Regions from separate parts of the Homo sapiens genome. Here region 1 is linked to region 2. A link is an interaction called in ENCODE POLR2A ChIA-PET data of the cell type or tissue named here. Cell type or tissue: endothelial cell of umbilical vein. All regions are shown on one strand. Links, peaks and the distances in the headings refer to the core of each region. The heading gives the core; the rest is flanking DNA.

The links. ChIA-PET counts read pairs that join two places held together with the same protein. Peaks named below come from ENCODE experiments on the same cell type or tissue, not always from the same donor. Only the 100,000 strongest peaks of a DNase experiment are listed, where the experiment ranks them.
Region 1: POLR2A ChIA-PET joins it to region 2 with 7 read pairs; 2 of 35 experiments call an interaction of 5 or more read pairs at or near these places.

The regions. Positions count from the first base shown.
Region 1 is chr2:33,062,673-33,067,672 of GRCh38, reverse strand. The region is part of intron 3 of LTBP1 (latent transforming growth factor beta binding protein 1); the gene reads right to left. Among named protein-coding and RNA genes, the nearest start is that of LTBP1, 120 kb to the right of the region's middle. RefSeq lists a silencer at 2,917-3,211. In endothelial cell of umbilical vein, for the core only: no CTCF peak of the experiment used is centred there; a DNase peak (open chromatin) is centred at 2,952; H3K27ac peaks cover 1,659 bases.
Region 2 is chr2:32,739,587-32,750,916 of GRCh38, reverse strand. All of the region lies in intron 12 of TTC27 (tetratricopeptide repeat domain 27), which reads right to left. Among named protein-coding and RNA genes, the nearest start is that of LINC00486, 80 kb to the left of the region's middle. RefSeq lists an enhancer at 7,107-7,246. In endothelial cell of umbilical vein, for the core only: no CTCF peak of the experiment used is centred there; no DNase peak of the experiment used is centred there.

The sequences.
Region 1 (5,000 bases), core at 1-5,000, 320 kb before region 2:
ATTACTCATAATACCTAATACAATGTAAATGCTATGTAAATAGTTGTTATACTGTATTGTTTAGAGAATAATGATCAAAAAGTGTCTGTGAATGTTCAGTACAGATGCCATTTGTTTCTCCCAGATATGTTTGATTCAAAGCTGGTTAAAAACAGATGCAGAACTCATGGATATGGAAGGTCAACAGTACTTAGTTGAGCTAAGAAAATGTATCTGCTACAACTGGTATGCAAACAGAGATCTCATTTCTTATTTTCACTTTTGACAGCATAAGAAGTGTATAAAGCATCTTAATATTACTAGTGATTAAAACAATGTTAGGTGGCATCTAAGTGACTTTACTTCAATATTAAGTTTCACATATAAGCACTGTTTTGCCTTATAGTTTTATGTTGAATTCATTATCAACTCTGCAGCTAAAGCTAATTTCCAAAGCCACTCAGTCTTCAATAGTAGCTAAAGTCAATTTATCCTGTTCAGAAAAAAATAAATCTTAGCCCTCAGACAGGGTCTCGTTCTGTAGCCCAGGGTGGAGGGCAGTGGCATGATCACAGCTCACTGCAGCCTGGACCTCCTGGGCTCAAGGAATCCTCCTGCCTCAGCCTCTAGAGTAGCTGGGACTACAGGCATGCCACCATGCCTGGCTTTTTTTAAATTGTTTTATTTTTTGTAGAAATGGGTTCTGTCTAGTTTGCCCAGGCTGGTCTCGAACTCCTGGACTCAGGCAATCCTCTCATCTCAGCCTCCCAAAGTGCTCAAGGCTTAGAAGAGTCTTAAACAATTTTGTTTTCTCTGAACACATTTCTTCAGCTGCTGCAATCAAGCATGATTTAATTAACTCACCATCAATAAATGGCTTTCCTGGCTTGGATAACAAAGGAGTCACTTGCAAATTTACCTTGTTTGCAGCTGAATGTTCTTTTTTGTGTAAAGAAATTCTGCTATAATGAAACATTTGATTTTAAATTTTCTAACTTTTCACCACAGCATTTCTGTGAGTTGAAAATATTGTGATAAGTGATTAGTCTGGTAATGTCAGCATACCGTATATTCTTTTAGCACAGTTACAGTCTCATTACATAATAAACACAATGCTTTGCCATCTAATTTAATAACAAAATAATCCATACTCCACTATGCCTTTTAAAGTATGACATTCAGAGTCTACTTTTCTACTCTTCTGACATCAAGGATTTACACTGATAAAAAATAAAAAAAAGTCACTGTAAGTTAATACACATGCCACTAAAAACACTGACAATTTCTAAGTTTAAAATAATTAAATGTGGTAACTATGATTTTTGGGGTGCCAAGCAGCAGTGAAAAGTGATCACAGAGCTACATGCAGTCTCCGTCACAACTCAACTCTGCCATTACAGGAAGAAAGCAGCTATAGACAACATATAAACAAGTGAGTATGGCTGTGATTCAATACAATTGTATGATGTTAGGGCCAAAAACCATATAGAAAAAATTAACAGATAAGACTACATAAAATTTAAAATCTTCTGCATAGCAAATACATATAAACAGAATAAAAGAAAAATAGGGAAAATATTGATTATAGGTTGGTATATAGACAGATATCAGAAAGTTCATAGTATTATATAAAGAGTTCAACAAGAAAAAGATACATGATCTAATAGAAAACTGGCCGGAAAATAGGAGGAAAAAAATGCAAACAGCCATAAACTACTACTATTTAACCTCACTGTTATTTAAAACAGGTTATTTTCATCTGTCAGACCGATAAAAAGAACGACACAGAGTGAAAGTGAAAATATAAATAATCCTATATCTAGCGAAGTGAATTTTTTCAAAAACTTTCTCATAAATAAAAGACCAAGACCATATGTTCACCAGTTAATTCTAACAAATATTTAAGAAAGATAGAAAACCCATCTTATAAAAACTCTTCAAAGTATACAGGAAGAAGAAACACCTCCCAACCTGTTTTTGGAGGCCATCATAACCATGATACCAAACCCTCACAGACCAATATTCCTCATCAACATATATGGAAAAATTCTTTAAAAAGGGTCCACAAATCGAATTCATAATATAGAAAAAGGCTAATACACCCTGACAAAGTGGGATTTTTTTTTTTCCTGTAGAGAAACAGGGTGACAAGGTCTTACTCTGTCACCCAGGATGTAGAGCAGTGACATGATCATCACTGTAACCTCAAACTCCTGAGCTCAAGTAATCCTCCGACATCTGCCTCCTGAGTAGCTTGGGCTACAGGCGTGCACCACCACACCCAGCTAATATTTTTATTTTTTGTAGAGATGGAGTCTCATTGTGTTACCCAGGATGGTCTCAAACTAATGGCCTCAAGTGATCTTCCTGCCTCAGCCTTCCAAAGCTGGGATTACAGGTATAACCACCATGCCTCACCTCAAGTGGAATTTATCCTAGTAATGCAAGGTTGGTTTAACATTTAAAACTTAATTGATTTAACTAACCATACTGACAGAATAAAGGAATAAAAAATAATCGTATTTTTATTGATGATCACACTACATACAGAAAATGCATCTGGCAAATACAACAAGCCTTCATGATAAAAGGAAACACTCAGCAAATGAGTAATATAAGATAATTTCCTCATTTTAGACCCCGTTTCTACAATGATTATTTTGTTAATGTATTATACTGATTGGTAAAATAACATACTTTCACCCTAAAACCTAGAACAAAAGGCAAAGATGACCACTGTCACCACTCCTGTTCTACATTACACTAGCAGTCCTGGCTAGTAAAATATAGCAAAAGGGGAGAAGCATAAATACTGGAAAGACACAATACTAACTGTATTTGACATGACATGACTAAGAAGAAAATCCCAACAATACAAGTTGGGAAAAAATTACCCATGTGCCTTCTGTGTTTCTGCATATCTTTATCAGCTTTTCTTCTGGCCTGTCTTTTCAAGAATGTTTATATAGTACACAGTCTTGGAAAACAGATAGTATCTCCTTCTGTGGCAAAGGAAAGATTTGTTTGCTATCCAGGGAAATGAAAATAACATCTCCATCTGGCACAAAGATTAGGCAAAGTTGGCTAGCAGCCCCTTTTAAAGAATGGTATTTCCTAAGCTCAGGGTTCCTCAACTGCGACACAAACCTACTACACGAGTAACATCGACCTGGGCTACTCTGCATTACCCCATGAAGCTTAGGGAGTGTGGAGACCCAATCTGAACATGAAGCTCATGCTGCCTGCTATGCCATGAGTAATAAAGTTCTTTATCTCTTACCCAGGATTCTCCTGTCTTCTGTCAGCATCCATGAAACTGTGGGAGGCTAACTTTTTAGCCTGCAAGCAAGATAAAATCTCAAACCTTTCACAGTTCTTGACAATATGAGTTTGAGGTTACCAGACTAATGTGTGAATTTTGAAATTTTGGAGGCTGCAAGGTCACTAAATATAAATTAAATGTATTTCTATATATTAGCAGAAAACTCAATTTAAAGTTATATTACATTTATGTAAGTGTAAACAATATACAATACTTAGAGGCTGGGTGCAGTGGCTCACGCCTGTAATCCTAGCACTTTGGGAGGCCAAGGCGGGTAAATCATGAGGTCAGGAGTTTGAGACCAGCCTGGCCCAACATGGTGAAACCCCGTCTCAACTAAAATTACAAAAATTAGCCAGGCATGGTGGCGGGTGCCTGTAGTCTCAGCTACTCAGGAGGCTGAGGCAGGAGAGTCACTTGAACCTGGGAGGCAGAGGTTGCAGTGAGCCAAGGTCATGCCATTGCACTCTAGCCTGAGCGACAGAGCGAGACTCCATCTCAAAAAGAAAAAAAAAAAAGAATATACAATACTTAGAAATATATTTAACAAAACATCTTCAGAAATCTCTATACTGAAAACTATAAAACATATATAAATGTAGAGATATACCATATTCATGGATTGAAAAAATAAATATTGTTAAGGCATCAATTGTCCCAAAATTGAGCTATGGCAGCAGTTTTCAAACCCTTCATTCTCAGGACTCCTTGAAACTCTCAAAAACAACTGAGGATCCCAAAAAACTTTTAATATTTATGTAGTTTATAGCTATCAAAATTTACCAGAGAAGGAATTTAAAATTAAAAAATGTTAAAATATTAATTCATTTAAAATTAACAAGCCCATTAAATGTTAAAATAATTTTTCTTTTTCCTAAAATAAAATGTATTAAGCTTTGCATTGTTTTACACTTTTGCAAATACCATTAATGTTTACCATAAAAGAAGAGAGCCTGATTGCCTATCTGCTTCTGCATTCAATCTGCTGCAAGATCACACATTATGTATTCTCTGGAAAACTCCACTGTACTCCTGAGACAATGAGTGTGAAAGCAAATAATGTCTAAGTATTATTATGAAAATAGTTTTCACCAGGTGTTCCAGATTCAAGACAATGCAAATTGTAATCACATCAGACTTAAAAAAAAAAAGAAACTGACAAACTAATTCTATAATTCGAACAGCAATATGAAGAGCCTACAAATGTCAAAAAGTGGTTTTGAAAATGCAGAACAAAATTGAGGGCTTACACAACTTGATTTGAAGACTTACTTTTGAAGCTACAGTACTCAAGACAGTGTGGGACAGGAGTCCCCCCTTATCTGTGGTTTGCTTTCTGCTGTTTCAGTTACCCATGGTTTCAGTCTCATAACATTAAATGGACATAAACAATTCAGAAGTTTAAAATTCCAGAATTAAACAATTCATAAGTTTTAAATTCCAGAAGTAAAGAATTCATGATTTAAATTCTGAGTAGTGTGAAATCTGTCCTGCTGTGTCCCACCTGGGACATGACTCACACCTTCTTCCAGCATATCCACACTGCACATACTACCCACACATTCGTCACTTAGTAGCTATCTTGGTTATCAGATACGAAAATCATAGCATAGAGGGTTTTGTACTATCCACAGTTTCAGGCATCCATTGGGGGTCTTGGAACATATCCTCTCATGGATAAAGAGGCGATTACTGTACT
Region 2 (11,330 bases), core at 2,962-7,961:
AACAAAACACAAACTAAGATTTAAAAAACTTCTGTGCCAATGTCAACTGAAAACCAATTAAAAATTATCATATAGCTGGTATTAATACTTGTTATTAGGGAAATGTTGAATTTACAAAAATCCATTTGATGTATCACCCCTAAGGAATTCATCTATTAAACAAATCAAGGTTTGTTAAATTAAATATTTAACTTTATATGTTGTAAGAATGCTTCAATATCTAAACCCCCGTTTGAAGAAATTTTAAAGTTTCCCCATGTCAGAAACTCTTCTTTATGAAACACAATCTATGGAATAATCTGTACCTGCTAGTACGTTGCTACTTTCCAAATAAGTAAATTCCCAAGTTAAACAACTAAACCCTTGCATAGTCATATGTACTGGATTATGCTATGTCAACTTGCTTAAACTGGAAACTGTTTCCTAAAATCCCTTTTCCTTCTGATTTCATGTTAGAGTTCATCATAGGAGAACCTATCAAGGATTTCAAAGGCAGAAGTGAAGCAACAGCCTTTACTCTTGGAAAGTTGTCATGGTCTAATATGGTAACAAACAAGATGTGGAGATGCTCTGCAGATCCCAGAACCCATGCTCTGTGTGTATACCTTGTCCTTCCAACTGCTGGCTCTGCTGACCTATAGCATCCCCAGGCCCCTGAGACATTTGCTGTGTGGACTCACAGGGTTAATAGCTATATAGATATAATGGTTGTCCACAGATCCCTCCACAAGCCCCTGCTTCATGGTCCCATTTCAATGTCTGAAAGTATTTGGCTTCTTGGATTTACCTTAAGTTCTGACTTACCCACTTGTGCCAATGTTTCAAGTGGACTAGTCAATGATTCTTGCCTTGATCTTCTGATTCCCTCTTCCATACCTTCATTTCCCCAGCTCTTCTCACATTTGTGTTAAGATTCAACTCCTTTAGTAAACCACTTATTCTCTAAAATACTCAAAGTGGCTCTGCTTCCATAAAACAGGCCTAAGTGATAAAATCTTTTTTTTTTCCCATTTCTACCTTTTGAACTTATGTATCCTTCCATTTGGTAGTAACATATAGGTTAGCTTTTATCCAGTTGATTCTTAAATGCATGATCTCATGTAATCCCTACAATAATTCCAAGTAGTATATATTAACATGCCCATTTTTGAGAGAAAGAAATAAAAGCTTAGATTTCTTAGTCAATTGGCCACCCAAAACCCAAGAAACACTAAGTTAAAAAGCAGGAACTTGATTCTAGCTTCAACACTATTCCACAGGCAGACAGTAGCAAATGTAATGGTATAAGAACATCTGAAAATTCCCTCCACTACAAAATAACCAGAAAACTGGCCAAAAGTGTCAGAACCAACTTTTTCAGAACTCTGAAAATTAACCAAAGACTTGCAATAATACAGGAAGCATTTATTCAAGAGAAATGCTAAATCTTGGTAAGAAGAGCAAGCTTCATGGCATTTTAACTTGTACCATTCCAATCCCCTCTTCTCCAGTTCTGTAGTAGTCTTGAATACCAAGAGCCTGCAATCTTCGTGAAAACTAGTGGCCTGGCAGCCACTGGAGGGGGCAGAATGGGTTTGAAACACCTTTAAAGCTGCATTTCTGGAAAACTGTCATCATATGCCCAGTCTAGTGATTCCCTGGAAAAGCTCACTTGCAAGACTATCTTTATTTGACCTAATTCTAAGCTTGTTCAGTGAAAAGTCTTTCAAAAAACAACTAGAAATGACTGATTAATTTTGCAGCTGCCTGAGGTGGTAAATAACAGTTGGGGCAAACAAATGCAAAGAAACAAGAAAGTATGTTTATACAGGGAAAAGGCAATCAACAGAAACTATCCCTGAGGATGCCCAGATATTAGACTTACTAAACAAAGACTTAAAATCAACTATCTTAAGTAATCCCTGGTACAGGCATTAAGAATATAACTCAGGCCAGGCATGGTGGCTCACGCCTGTAATCCCAGCACTTTGGGAAGCTGAGGCGGGCAGATCTCCTGAGGTCAGGAGTTCGAGACCAGTCTGGCCAACATGGTGAAACCCCGTCTCTACTAAAAATACAAAAATTAGCCGGGCATGGTGGCGTAAACCTGTAATCCCAGCTACCCAGGATGCTGAGGCAGGAGAATCACTGAAACCTGGGAGGCAGAGGCTGCAGTGAGCCGAGATCACGCCACTGCACTCCAGCCTGGGCAACACGGCAAGACTCCATCTCAAAAAAAAAAAAAAAAGAATTGTTAGAACAAAGGCACATTTTTATGATAAAATGTTTACTCCATCAAGAAAGATATAACAATCACAAATATATGTGCAGCTAAAATAACTCCAAATTGCATGAAGCAAAAACTGAAAGAACTAAAGAGAAAAATAAACAACTGAACAATAATATTTGGAGATGTCAATACCTAACTTTTAAAAATGGACAGAATAACTACACAAAAGATGTAAGTAGACATGAATAATGCTATAAACCAACTAGACCTAACAGACATTTAAAGAACACTCCAGCCAACAGCAGAATACACATTCTTCTCAAGTGCACATAAACATTCTCCAGGATATACTATACGACAGGCCACAAAACAAGTCTCAACAAATGTGAAAGACTGAAGTCATAGAAAGTATGTTCTCCAACCACAATTGGGATAAAATTCAAAATCAATAACAAAAGGAATTTTGTGGAAATTAAACAATATACTCTTAAATAATCAATGAAATGAAGAAATTACAACAAAATTAAAAACACTTTGAGATTAACAAAACCAAAACCAAAATATGCTGAAACTTACGGGATGTAGCAAAAGCCTGATTCAATGGAAATTTATACCTATAAATGCCTATATTGAAAAAAAAGTTCTCAAATCAATAATCTAACCTTCCACCAAAAGTAACTAGAAAAAGAACAGCAAACTATACCCAAAGCAAGGAGAAGAAAGGAAATAAAAATTAGGGTATAAATTTAAAAAACAGAGGATCAAAAAATAATAGAGAAAATCAAAAAACCAAAAGTTAAATCTTTAAAATCAAATTACTAAAATTAGAAAGAAAAGGAGACATTACTACCAATCTTACAGAAATAAAAAGGATTACAGGGAAATACTATACTCCCCAGGTATCCTACGCTGAAAACAGGATCCAAGGCTCAGACATCAAATCATATTCTCAAAGAATCTGCTTGGTTAAAAACACCATTCTACAAATATTTATTCTACTTCAAACTATACTATAGTATAGATTGTGATGATTTACCAGAGTTTAATACCTAGTATTCTGCAACCATTGCAAAGAAGACAAAATAAATATAAACAGTTCCCAACTTAACGATGGTCTGACATACAATTTTTTAAATTTACAATGGTACCATAGCAATACACATTTGGTAGAAACTGTACATCAAGTACCCATATAATCATTCTGCTTTTCACTTTAAACTGTATAAGATACAGAACACTTTATTACAAAATAGGTTTTGTGTTACATTATTTTGCTCAACTTTAAGCTAATGTATTTTGAGCACATTTAAGGTAGAATAGGCTAAACTATGATGTTCAGTAAGTTAGGGGTATTAAATGCATTTTAGATTTACAATTATTTTCAACTTACGATGGGTTTGTTGGGAGGTAACCCCATTGTAAGTCAAGAAGCATCTGTATACAAATGAAAAATGAAATCATAATCAGGAAAATCTTCACATTTGGAAATGCTAGGGTACTCAGGATTTCATATATTTCCTCCACCAACTCCCACCCACCGCAACTCTTTTAAGAATGAGGAACATAATAGATGGTGTGTAACTTGTTGCTACCCAACATCAGTTCTGGATATTCTATTAACTGCAAGATGGGTCTGAAGGGCCAGAGTGTGTAACTTTCCAGAGAAGGTGAGAAACACTAGAGCAGTCACCCTGCTTGGTCTGAACTGACCTCTTCTTTCCTCAAATTCTATCCCACATTTTTGTGTTAGATAAGTTAATTCTTTCTCCCTGAGATCTTATACCTCTTCTTTCTGCCAACAAAATTATCTTTCCCAAGGGCAATGCTGGCAGTATTTCCTTTCTTCAGCTAGTCATATTGCATTCCTCAGTCTTCTTCACTCTTTCCAAAATGTTCTGTTTTCTCTGTCTTCCTCCACTTATCCACTCAATTTACATAATTTATTACCAAATAATGAGCTACAAAAGATGTGCCCAGTGAACATAAATAAAGTACCAGGGCCTACATAACATCACTTCTGCAATATCAAAATGTGAATGGCCATAAATCTTCACAGAATGCAAAAGCTTTAGAATTTCTGGCTATTGGTTACTATTTCCCCATGGGAATATACAGATGTGCATTCTTTTTTTTTTTTTTTTTTTGAGATGGAGTTTCACTCTTATTGCCAAGGCTGGAGTGCAATGGTACAATCTCAGCTCACTGCAACCTCTGCCTCCCAGGTTCAAGCAATTCTCCTGCCTCAGCCTCACAGGTAGCTGGGATTACAGGCATGTGCTGCCACGCCCGGCTAATTTTTTGTATTTTTAGTAGAGTTGGGGTTTCACCATGTTGGCCAGGCTGGTTTCAAACTCCTGACCTCAGGTAATCCACCCGTCTCGGCCTCTCAAAGTGTTGGGATTACCGGCGTGAGCCACTGTGCCTGGCCAGATGTGCATTCTTATAGGATGCAAGAAACTTTATATCTAAATGTCTATTAAAAATAATAAAAATACATTCCCCAAACAAAAAAAACATATTTAAATGGGCAACTGGTTGCAATGAACCTGCAGCGCTTGCAAGAATCTTTTCAGATGCAAACCCCAAAGATCATTACCCCCGCTCCACATACATACAAATCTAAGCTGTTTCAACAATCTATAGTAATTCCACACAACTAATTATTAATTTTAATACTTTTTTTTGGCAATGACTATCTCAGCACAAAACTAAGTTGGCCAAGACTCAAGCAGAACTTGTAATTATAACCGGAGTAACATGCTGTTTACTTGACCAGGGAAACCTGCACTATTTAGAGCAAAGGTCATACCCTAAATTGCCCAGAGATGCTTGCCAATTTTTGAGATGAATATAGTGGGCTGGTAGATGAGCATCCAAAGGAAAGAGCCACTGCTTAGCTCCAGCCAGTTAGGACACCAACATGAGACTCTGGCTGCTCAGTGTTTCCACATCTTTAAACTCTTTAAGAGAGGCCAAGAAGTCTAGATTTTTTAAGATGAAGTATCCTTAAAATATTTATTTATTATTATTTTTTTTTCAAAATACTGAGTTAGGCAAAAAAAAACTGTCTCTCTGGCCTATATTCACCCATAAGCTGCCAGTTTGCAACTTCAGATTTAGGTCATTAAACTCCCACCCCACAGTGGACATCACAGTTGCTTTTTTCCTGCTCAGCATCCCTTCCCTGATCTTCTGAAAATTAAACTCCTCTTCCCTGAGGAAAACCCACTTCATGTGTGGTCCAGGTAGTTCCTATCAGATGAGATGGCAGAAGGCACATGACTCAAGCCCTTCAGTCTTCCACTGAATCGTTCTTTAGAGATGTGGAATTGACTGTATTTTTCCACTGAGATTACTAAACTTGGGCTTCCTGTGGCCATCATGTCTGCCTCAGGGAGAGAGCTAAAAAGTCCTGATGATATCATCTGAGCCCCTGGAAGAGCTCTCATGCGAAGTCTACTAGAATTTTCAGTAGCAAGAACCAATAAAATATCCTTTTTTGCCTAAGCTAGTATGTGTTAATTATTTTACAACCAAAATAGTTTTAACATATTACTAAAAAATTGTGTTGCATAATCTAGTCTATAGACTTCCAACTACAAGAAGATCTGTGAGGATATATGTGCTTTTTTTTTTTTTTTTTTTTTTTTTTTGAGACAGAGTTCACTCTGTTGCCCAGGCTGGCAGGCTGGAGTGCAGTGGCGTGATCTTGGCCCACTGCAAACTCCACCTCCCGGGCTCAAAGGATTCTCCTGCCTCAGCCTCCTGAGTAGCTGGGATTACAGGTGCCCATCACCATGCCCAGCTAAGTTTTGTATTTTTAGTAGAGATGGGGTTTCACCAGGCTGGCGGGCTGGTCTCAAACTCCTGACGTTGTGATCCGCCTGTCTAGGTCTCCCAAAGTGCTGGGATTACAGGCGGGAGCCACCACGCCCGGCCATGGATGTATGTGCTTTTAATCAGATATTTCAAATGTCAAATCTACTTACTAAATGAATGACCATGAACAAGCTAAACTAACATTTTGAGAGTTTCTTCTTCATTTTTGGCTTACCTACCTCAGAGAGGTTGAAAGAAGCAGTAAGCCCTAAACTGTTTATCTTCTTCCTCAACTCCTTCCATTAGAAAACCAGACTGGAAAGCAAGACACTTGAGGTTGCCCTACCTCTAGGAAGAGGGGACTTGAAAGAGCTTCTAGGAACATTAATATTTTCCATAAATAATCACACTGGTCAACTGTGTAGTTTCTCCAAAAACAGAAAAATTGCTGTTGTCAACATTAAATAGATGATTACAGAACTTAGCCAAGAAGAATCAAGAAAGTGAGGTCAAAGAGAAAAAAATTACTAATAGTAGAAGATCAAAACTAAATTTTTCCACATAAGGCTAATTTCCACCAAACATTGGATTTTTTATTAAAAGTGTGGAAAATCACAGGAGTCCTAAAAATCTCAGAAAGGAATCTATGCAAGATACAAACCAAGGAGATCACTGCTTTAGAGCAGGACAGCAGAGAAAGAATTATGTAGCTGTAAATATGAGAGCCACATAGAATTTGGAATCTGTACATACTTTTATCTTAGCACTGTCATACTAAAATATTTGCTCATGTGTATCTATCATATCGGACTATAACTGTGTTTGTAGTAAGTTTGTCTATTAGTCATCTTTGGAATATTCTTACCCAGCAAACAGTAGGTAGTCTATAAACATTGGATGAACTCAACTGGAACTAATACTAAAGTCACAAAGGGCTAATGGTATTTTCTAAGGTCCTTCAGATACTAAACAGAAACATAAAAGATCCTTCACATTTGGGAACGACAGGAGAACTCCTTTAGGTGACACACTCTAGCTGAAATCAATACTGAGTATCACTACATGACTAAATTAGGAGAGATCTAACAAAAATTTACCCTAGTGAATAGAGAGGTCATATAGCAGAATCTGAATTTCACATGCCCTTCTAACCAAATGATGAGAACTAGGAAGCAACTCTTCTTAGGACTATAAACACAGAGAAGCAAAACTGATGGCCTGAAGGGGGATTTTGGGTATTTGAGGGGTTCCCCATCCTGATGGTGTATTTTGCGATAGAACAGTCCAGTGTTGAGAACTGAGAATTTCAGGTATGTGCAAGAAAAGGAACTAATATATTGAAAACCTGCTATATTGGGGCTCATTTATATTTATGATGATATGGTTTTTCTGCAAGTTGTTATATGGGAAATTTGAGATTTGTGGGAGAGAAGATCCTACCCTAAGCACCACTAGGATTCCAGGAAGCACTCTGTCAGGGATGAAGCCTTGGGTTTGGGGTAAAGAATATGGGTGAAAAATTAAGTTGAGCCTCCAGTGAAAAGGTAGACAAAATATTTCAGGAAAGTTATTCATACTTGAGTGAGAAGGAATGAAACTACCCTTTTTGGCTGTGATCTGTGCCTTAACTTTGTGAATTAGCGGAAATTTTGTGAATTAATGGAAAGAATTAAAATTCTAATGTGTGATAAGAGTGGTTCTTATCTGACCTTGCAACTGGTCAGTATATTAGGAAGGGAAATTGGCAGACCAACAACTATAGGAAGCCCTCCACGTAAAAAATGAAGGGGAAAAAAATAAGCTCTAGACCCAGAGATGGCACCAACTATGAAGAGTATCTTTGAGGACCACATGAAGAGCAAAATTAGACTTAATAAATACAGGTTTGCTCCAAGAGAATGGAGAAAAAGCAGGCTAAGAATTTAAGGTTCCCCAATTAGCCAGATTTGGCATCTTGACAATAGCTTTAGGATTAAAAAAAATTTTTAAAAAGTGTGTGCGCACACACACACAAGGGACTCACAAAACATTGGCCATAGTCTAATTCTAGCCTTCTACCTTGAAGCAGAGAGCAAAAAATGGATTCTGATTCTATTGTAGAGGCTGTTTCTCAATGACAGGGAGACTGACCACTGAAAGGTGCTCTACGTCCTCAATACAGTACATAAAGATGACAGGGGCACAGCTGACAGAACTCCAAAGCACGTTTCCCTCTCACCAAGAACAACCCTTTTAGCAGAATGGCAATTTACTCCTAGTCTAAATTCTTATTCTATGAGCAGCAGCTGAGAGGTGACAAGTGCAAAACACTTTGCCCCACCCATCAGACACTCCCAGCTACACTTCTGTGTAGTGGTGTCTACTCCTACTTACTCTCTCATGGAGCCAAATGTTCACTAATTGTTTTTCACAGTTATATGTGTGACAACACCATGCTCTGGCTTGATTTTTTTAAAGGTTACTTGCCAACATAAATACTCCAGGTCCAAGATGAAACAGAGTAATTAAAAACAGGCTTTATTATTCAATTAGTTGATCATCTCTTATTTGCATTACCAATTTATAGAGTATTTTCCATTATTTTGCCTATTTTTCTCAATCAAGTGAGCACAACAGGTTTTAACTTACAAAGCTAATATCCAATTTTTAAGGGATTAACAATAACCATGATGGGAGGCAGTTGTGGGGAAATGGGTGCTGGCTTTAAAGGAAATAAAGGTCTGAGCTCATATTCCAAAACTGCCACTTAGTAATGCTAATCAGTAAAGTGATGAAAACAATCCATATTTTGTGGGTTGTTATGAATAGCATATGACAATTATAAAATAATTATATAAAGAATGCAGTACATATAAGGCCCTCAAAAGATAGCATTACATAATAATATGCTCACAGTTTCCTTAGCATTTACTGAGCAAGAATCAAAATTCTTTAAGGTTTGTTCCTATTTCTACTCCTAAAGTTAGAAGGTTCAAATGGGAGTGGGGGAATCTCATAATTTGTTTTTGGAGAGAGAAGAGTAAGGCAGTGGTTGGAGGGGTATCTTCTGCCACATGCAGTCATCCATAAGGAGTGTCCTACATGGAGATTGCTTCAATGAGATAACTATTGAGTGATCACTTACTAGTTACTCATGCAGCAAATATGATTGACTTCTTGCTACATGCCAAAACTTTGCCAGGTTCTGGGGCAACAGCTGTTTTTTTGTTGTTGTTGTTGTTTTGTTTTTTGTTTTTTTTATTGGATTCTCGCTCTGTCACCCAGGCTGGAGGGCAGTGGTGTGATCTCAGCTCACTGCAACCACCACCTCCCAGGTTCAAGTGATTCTCCTGCCTCAGCCTCCCAAGTAGCTGGGACTACAGGCACATGCCACCACGTCCGGTTAATTTTTTTTTTTTTTTGTATTTTTAGTAGAGATGGGGTTTCACCATATTAGCCAGGATGGCCTCCATCTCTTGACCTCGTGATCTGCCCGCCTCAGCCTACCAATGTGCTGGGATTACAGGCGTGAGCCACCACACCTGGCCAACAGCTGTTGACACAGGTCTGGTTCTTAAGCAGCTTACATTTAGTAGATCAGATGAGCCAACAAATGGGGTACCAGAGTAGTTTGGGTGCCATAGGAGTACACAGGTGGATGGTACCACCAAATGTGGGAGGAAAGTATCTGGGAAGGCTCTCTGTAGAAAGCAATCTCCTAAAGAATAAGTAGCAGTTAGCTGAAAGAAGACAAACGTTCTAGACAGACAACAATTACAAAGGTCTGAAGTGAGACGGCGCTACAAAATCAAGAACTTACAAGTACTTTAATTCAAGCTATTAAAGTACTGCTGGAACTTCAGGTGCAACCTGGATGACAGAGTAGGTATGAAGGGGAGTAAAAGAAGGAGAAAATGCAGTTGGCAATGGAAACAGGAGACAGATCATAAAGTGAGGCTGGGTGCGGTGGCTCATGCCTGTAATCCCAGCACTTTGGGAGGCTGAGGCAGGCGGATCACCTGAGGTCAGGAATTCAAGACCAGCCTGGCCAATATGGTGAACCCTCATCTCTACTAAAAATACAAAAATCAGCCAGGCAAGGTGCTGCACGCCTGTAATCCCAGCTACTCGGGAGGCTGAGGCAAGAGAATCGCTTGAACCCAGGAGGTGGAGGTTGCAGTGAGCTAAGATCGTGCCACTGCACTCCAGCCTGGGCGACAAGAGCGAAACTCCATCTCTAAATAAGTAAGTAAGTAAATAAATAAATAAATAAAGTTGTCTGTAAGCCACTCATTCGAAACAGCTCAGACTTAACCCTGGAAACAGAGAGAAGTTACTTGGGGTGAGAATGGCAGATTTGTCTTTAGGAAGACTATTCTGGCTATAGTTTGAGGAAAGAACTTCTGGGAAAATCTTTTAAACTGTATAAAGAATCTCTATGATAGAAAAAAAAAAAGCCCCCAAAACAGGAAATCCAAACCAATTGCTAAAAAAGTCTTAGCTGTTTTAGAAATACAACATTAACTTACAATTTAAAGGAAAACTTTTTAAGAGTCCATGATTACAATGATCTGCAAATGTAGCATAATAAAAGATAGGACCATGTAATCTCAGGGAAGCCTTGCTTCCTTGAAACAAGAGAAAACAAGAGAGGTCCCAACCCTTATCTATCCCTAACCCCTCACCCTCAGTCTTTGTCTCTCATTTAGGAACCAAATTTGCTCAACAAAATAAGAATACATCTATCAGCTAGGGGAAATTGCTGTAAGTGGGTCGGATAACCTTTAAATACTAAATGCTAACAGATGAGAACCAGTTCTGATACCAAGGTCGAGCAAAATTAATCTTAGCTATTTTGCCTATGGTCATTAAATAACAAGAATGTATGCCGGTAGTTTCTAAGCTAGAATTTCTGAGACCCTACAACACCGGGATGTAAACATGAGCACCAGAACACAATAATTAGAATTAAACATTTCTCCAAATTTGCCTTTTAAAAATAAATTATGCCAATTAAGCATTAAATGCAAGGATTAAAATTTCACAGACTTCTAGTTAAATCAAAATGTGGTGACAGCTACTGGCACATGACCAAATACCAAAAGAGTATCAGCTGTTTTAGAAATAAAACATTTGCTTCTAAATTGCAGCAAAACTTTTTAGGGTCTATGGTTTAAAAAATCTGCAAATATAGCATAAGAAAAACAGGTAAAGGAGGTCTTTTATGGGTTAAATAAAATACTAAAATCAACTTTTAAGATCAAGATTTTGGGGGCTGTTTGGCTAAAACTCACAAAAAACTTAAGACAAAGTAAATGACTAT